Regions from separate parts of the Homo sapiens genome. Here region 2 is linked to region 1. A link is a contact called in ENCODE Hi-C or POLR2A ChIA-PET data. All regions are on one chromosome and are shown on one strand. Each heading gives the region's core, a stretch centred on a gene start or an enhancer-like site at or near the end of the contact. The rest is flanking DNA. Distances are from core to core; before and after follow the strand shown.

Region 1 (2,970 bases), core at 344-2,843:
CATATATATCATCTGCCACCTAAAGTGATCAGGAAGGAGTCTGAAGAATGAAGATAATTTTTAAATAACAAATATTCCAATATTTGTTTATTCTGTGCCCAGGAGGCAGAGAGAACAACAAATGTGGTCCCTGTATTTTGTCTTCTCCATACTCTTTGCTCTGTGACTTCCTTTCTACTTCCTTATTTAGTCTGAATTTTAATATGTAGTATTCAAGTGGGCTCATAATGCTCATTTCCTTTCAATGAGATTTTCCAGTAAATATACTGACTCCACTGTTCACAGGAAATTACCCGGTTGGTGAGCACGTGTATAATTTTACCTCGATATATAACCCGGGGTATCTGCCTGTCTCCATGGCAGGATCCACCTCCTCTGCTGACAGGCTCTGTCTCTCTGTTTCTGCATTCATATTAAACACACAGAAGCAACATTTTACCTTTTAGAAGACATTAATTGAACAATTGATATGTAATTTTCCTTCTTGCAAAAATAGATTATAACTATTGTTTAGAATAGAAAACTAGCAGAAAAATTTTTGGAATTATAATAACATAGACACATTTTTAAATAGAGAAGACAAAACAGTCACAGAGAGAAGATAAGAGTAATTCCACAGAGTTTGCCTGGGAGGGGAATGGGTCTTGGAAGGAAGTCTTTAGAAGAAATATTGGTGCCAAAGAGACTGCTTAAAGAAAGGGCTCACCAAGGCTTAGAAATGAGAGAGAGCGAGCAAGAGAGAGAATACTCCACCCATCTGCAAGGAGGCAGATACTAACTTGCCCTGAGAATCAAGACAGCCTTGTTTGTACAGAATAAGCACAAGTACTTCTCATGTAAAGATATTTTCTAAGATGAATGTTTTAAAGGTAAAATGTTAAGATTGTATATGTCTCAACAGTTTCTAAACACAATTAAGCATGAAGTGATCACAAACTCATCAATTTATGCCCCTCTGTCATAATCATTATGAGCATCCCCTTTCACTCTAAAAAATGGCTCCGACTGCATAATAAATTATATGGTTGTGCTGATCAGGAGGAGCATTTGGAAACAGGACCTTTATTGAGTTGTTACGTCATAGAATTCTATCTTTGCCGTTAAAGATTTTGTAATCTCAAGCAGAAAACTCTGAAATAATATTCAGTGTAGAGGGAGGGTGAATGTTTCTGTCTTGTGTTAAAGAAATATGCAAGGGGTGGCCTCAAGTTCTCATTTCTGACTTCCTTTTCTGGTAATGCCGGCCGGAGCATCTCCAAGAAGTTTAATCTTCCTTTGTACAGGGTTAAGAAAGGAACAAAGGACAGGATTTTTCTAAACAATGATATGTGCAAGTCATTATTTAGAACATGACATATGTACAAACATATCTTTCACATGAGCAAGGCAAATACAACTCACTTGGATTTTCCTGCTAAACGTATACAATGGGCTGCCAAAAGTTTCAGTCTCAGGAAATTAGAAAAAACACCAAGGGAGGTCTCTGACCACTTGATTAAGTCTAGAACCTGCCACTAATAGAAAATTCAGTGGAGAGATTCTTATCTTTCTGTGGCTGTTGCAACAATGAGGAGACATATATGTAAATACTAATGTTGCTACCTAACCACAGCATTGAAACAGAATTCTTTCCTTATAGCCTTGGACTGCTTAGTCATCCTGAGAGAGTACCCCTCTCTCAAATGCTCCCTCTACAACAGTGAGACTGTGATGAGAACAATTGCAGTTCAACAATCTGTTGAAGGAGGGAGAAGCCAGGAGCTCCAATACTGACTGGTGTATGGATCTCCTTCAGTCTGATTCTTTCTTAGTTTCTTGCTAGTTCAGTGTCCCCTAGTGGTAACTGGCCTCATTAATGAACAAGCTGGTCACAGGAAATAGACTGGGAGACCTGTATAATCATGGTCTCTTTCATTTGTGTTTTATAATGAACACAAATTCTTAGGACCTACTAAGTGCCAGGTAGTACATCTTCTCATTAACTCTCTGAGTAGGAGATTAGCAACATCTAAAATAAGAAACAGAGGTTCTTATCTACAGAGATAAGAAAACGGAGGTTCAAGGAGCCTAGGTGGCATAGCCAAAGATTGGTATGTTGTAAGAGTCAGAGCCAGGATTTGAAACTAGGATGTTTGATCCTTAGTCCTAATGTTGTTGTTGTTGTATTTGTTGATTTTTAACTGTATTCTCATGTTTCATGAGTCCAAGATGACAGACATTTTCTAGACACAAATACAGCATAGTGGCAATTAGGAAAGGAGCCTCAAGATCACTGAATCTCTTCTGCCTCACCTTGGCTGCCTCTGACCTTTCTGACTTTGTGAGGGTTGGGAGGGCACAGGATAGAATGAACAAAGAACTGGCCTTATTTGGACACACCTGGGTTTACATCCTAGCCCCACCACTCCACCATTCACTCAATAAATATCTATGGAGTACCAACCATACTCTAGGCCCCAGAGACACAGTGATACAGAACCGAGAAAATATTCTTCATTGTATTTCTCTTTCTTTCTGATCCCCAGTTCTGTCAACTCTAAAATTGAGGTGGGTATACCACTGAATATTTTTGGAAGGTGAATATTAAAAGTTATCTAACATGTTATGAAAAGAAAGATAGCTGGTAATTGAGGGCAAAATAGTAATACTGATGGCCCAGTGCAAGGCAGCTTTTGCAAGCTGAAGACAACTGATTGGTCCAATATTCTTAGAACCCTCTTTTGAGCTGGCTGTCTTTAGATATAACGAAATCTGTGTACCATCACATATTTTACTTAGCCAAGTCCTGAATTCTGTTTGTGACATTAAAGGAATGATTTATCTCTTCATCCACTCCAAGCTACGGAGGTGACAGTTCATAATTGTGGAGTTGGGTGTCCAGTGTTGCCACAAAAACAATGGAAAAACTGATATGTTTCCCAGACAAAGGTTGGTGTCTAGATATTTGAGATGATGTCTTTTGAGGAATAT
Region 2 (2,970 bases), core at 174-2,673, 450 kb before region 1:
TAACATTCCCATCTCTGGATTCCTTGCCCATAATATAAAGATACAAGCCAAATGATGTCTAGGGTTCTTTTCATCTATTACTTCATGGCTATTTTAAAATCTATATATTGGGCTACTAATGTAATTCACTTTTTTTGCACCTGGTTCCTCTTAGATGAATAAGCACCACTTGGTAACCAGTGGGAAAATTTGACAATCAAGTATAATGAAAAGACTTTTTTGAATGATGAACTCATGTTTTTGTTTTAGTACATCTGGGTCATTATCACACCCTTCTCAAGAAAAAGTGCAGTTAAAATGATGTGGGAGATTATATAGATGATTTCTGAAACATTTGGTTAAAACAGACATGATAATTGAAAATAAAGCCTATTTATTAAAAAAGAAGAAAAAAAATCCAGTCCCCAGATGAAACCGCTCACTTCCTGATGTGGGAAAATATATCCCTAGAACAATACATAACTGCAATTGACTCTATGTTTGAGTCATGAAAGGCAATTATTTTTCCACCAAGTGCTGTTGAGAGGCACTTGGCACATCATGCCGTTCGCTCTGCGTGGGCTGCTTCCTCCTGGCCCTTCCCCCTCCCAGCACACCTGTTGAAGGCTGCTCTAGGCCCCAGCTCAGATGCCAACTCCTCAGTTGCCTTCCCTGGCCCCAGGCAGAATGACTGCTCCTCAGCTGTCTATGATCCTACAGTGTTTTGTTTCTCCTGCATACGGGGCAACCATGAGGAGATAAACCAGGAGTACAGAATGGTCAACAGCAGAACAGATGAACTGCCAGAAACTGGCCAGCAAACAAAAGAGGGGCAGAGCTCAGCAGAGGCAAAACAAACACTAGGAGAAAGAACAGACCTAACACTTTGGGTAGAGGCCCAACTGATCTGCCAATAAACAGGAATTTAGGTTAAGATATGATTGGTAAGGAAGTACATTCAGATCTATACTTATTTCCCTAAAATCCTTGAGTGAGGAGGCTGATTGATATGGTTTGGCTGTGTCCCCACCGAAATCTCACCTTGAATTGTAACTCCCATAATTTCCACGTGTTTTGGGAGGGACCCGGTGGGAGATAATTGAATCATGGGGGCAGTTCTCTCATACTGTTCTTGTGGTAGTGAATAAGTCTCATAAGATCTGATGGTTTTTTTATAAGGGGAAACCCCTTTCACTTGTCTCTCAATTCTCTCTTGTCTGCGGGCAAGTAAAATGTGTTGTTCGCCTTCCGCCATAATTGTGAGGCCTCCCCAGCCACGTGGAACTGTGAGTCTGTTAAACCTCTTTTTCTTTATAAATTACCCAGTCTCAGGAATGTCTTTATCAGGAGCATGAAAATGGACTAATACACTGATTAAGAGGGTAGGTCTCTTATCTCTTCAGGTTGAGGGATGTGAGAAACGGACAGCAAGCATTTATTAGCCAACCCAGTAGTTCTGAGATACGTAATGGAACAGGATTTGATATGCTCTGCCACAGAATAAGATATGGGACCTAATTGTGGCATGATTTTTTTTCCCGTCAAGTAAGATAAGCAATATTTATGTCAAAGAAGCAAGCTTTCGGTTTCTTGCAGAGTTCACTTGTTTTGAGGGACACAATGCTAAGTAGCCACTTCTACACGAACATGTGACAGGCCCTAGAGGATTTCCGTGTGGCACAGAAGAGCACAGGCTTCCTAGTGGAGTAAAATGAGTGACATCTTAGGATGAGCCAGATGCTATTCTGGAATGACTATGTGCCCTGTTGGGTCTACTCTGCTAGGACCAAAGGGATTTTCCCATGGGCCCAAGGCTAATGTATAAAGAGTATGACCTTGTAGGAACTATCTATGTGCCTAGCAGGAGGGGATAATTATGAATATCTACACAATTATTTACAAAAGGCCCTAACCCTGGAGAACTTGGTATTTATTAGCAAAAGAAACATTCTAAGGAAACATTTGCTGTGTTCCCTCAGTCAGTAGCCTCTGCAACCACGCGGTTCTTGCACATGGTTGTGTCTTAACACAATCTATGTGTTGAATCTCTTTGCAGATGATGCTCAGTGGCATCTGGCCCTTTGAGCATCATAAACTGCTATCCCCCCTTTTCAAGCCGGAGAAAAGTGTTGATTAGGGAAGATTTTAGTAGTGTTCACTTATCTTCTTCCCCCCACTTAAACACAACAGAATGAGGTGCTCCCACAGTGGTGAAAACAACCCCCTCCCATGTTTAAGAGACGTAACATTGCACCCCAGAGTACTTAGAGTCTGATAGTTTTTGCCTTTAACTGTCTGATCTGCAAAGGATCTCTTCTTAGTCCTTTCCCAAATGTAGATCTTCTCTTCCAAGACTGAAAATTAATATAAAGCAAAACCCCCTTTTCTATCAGATCACTAAGAGGCAAACTGTAAAAGTAAAATTCTAAGAATACTTTAGCCTATACAAGAATCTGGCATTAATAGGATTAAAATTTAGAAAAGTATACCTCCTTGTTCAGATTCTTAGAAAGAAGGAATATGTTGTCTAATTGACTCTAATAGAACCTAGAAAGGGTTAGAAAAATCAAATCATAAATGTCTTGAGACACAGAAACCATGACATCTAAGAGAAAGAAGAAAGAGGAATAACTGGAGAGAAGGTGTTGACTTGTTTGAACACTTCTATTTAGAGCATGATTATGCCCCTAATTGTCCGGGTAGATATTTGTACATATAATTATGGTTTCCTGGAAGAGAAACACATGCTGGGATTCCTGTGTTAACACAGAGGAACACAAGTGATTCCTTTTTAAAATTTCATCTGGATATAATTTAAGCTTCAACATTGTTAACCACTGACCACAAGTATTAATATGGCTGGGACAAAAACTGGTTGCTAAAAAAGGCGTACTTACATGGGGACTACAGATCAGCAATTGATAATAGGGCTGCCAAGGTGTTGATATTTCAGACTTATGTTCATCTTTGAGGAGAAGATCTAGAGCATGT

Evidence for each region. Hi-C counts contacts between places; a loop is a spot of excess contacts on that map. ChIA-PET counts read pairs that join two places held with the same protein, here RNA polymerase II (POLR2A). Pooled maps may share reads with other maps.
Region 2: a loop to region 1 is called in a map of ascending aorta, with 2.3 times the contacts of the local background. The contact joins two enhancer-like sites. A Hi-C loop is called at or near these places in 3 of 168 maps with a recorded cell type or tissue (ascending aorta, heart right ventricle and naive thymus-derived CD4-positive, alpha-beta T cell), 3 of 37 single-sample maps with no recorded cell type and 24 of 50 pooled maps. POLR2A ChIA-PET finds 5 or more read pairs at or near these places in 1 of 52 experiments (T-cell).

What each region holds. Positions count from the first base shown.
Region 1 is chr12:46,659,743-46,662,712 of GRCh38, forward strand. No RefSeq gene overlaps it. Among named protein-coding and RNA genes, the nearest start is that of SLC38A4, 160 kb to the right of the region's middle. Within about 2 kb of position 1,594, at least 15 of the 41 ENCODE cell types and tissues checked have a DNase peak (open chromatin) inside an H3K27ac peak, as active enhancers do; they include ascending aorta, where a contact is called at or near this core.
Region 2 is chr12:46,209,553-46,212,522 of GRCh38, forward strand. All of the region lies in intron 5 of SLC38A1 (solute carrier family 38 member 1), which reads right to left. Among named protein-coding and RNA genes, the nearest start is that of SLC38A1, 58 kb to the right of the region's middle. Within about 2 kb of position 1,424, at least 25 of the 41 ENCODE cell types and tissues checked have a DNase peak (open chromatin) inside an H3K27ac peak, as active enhancers do; they include ascending aorta, where a contact is called at or near this core.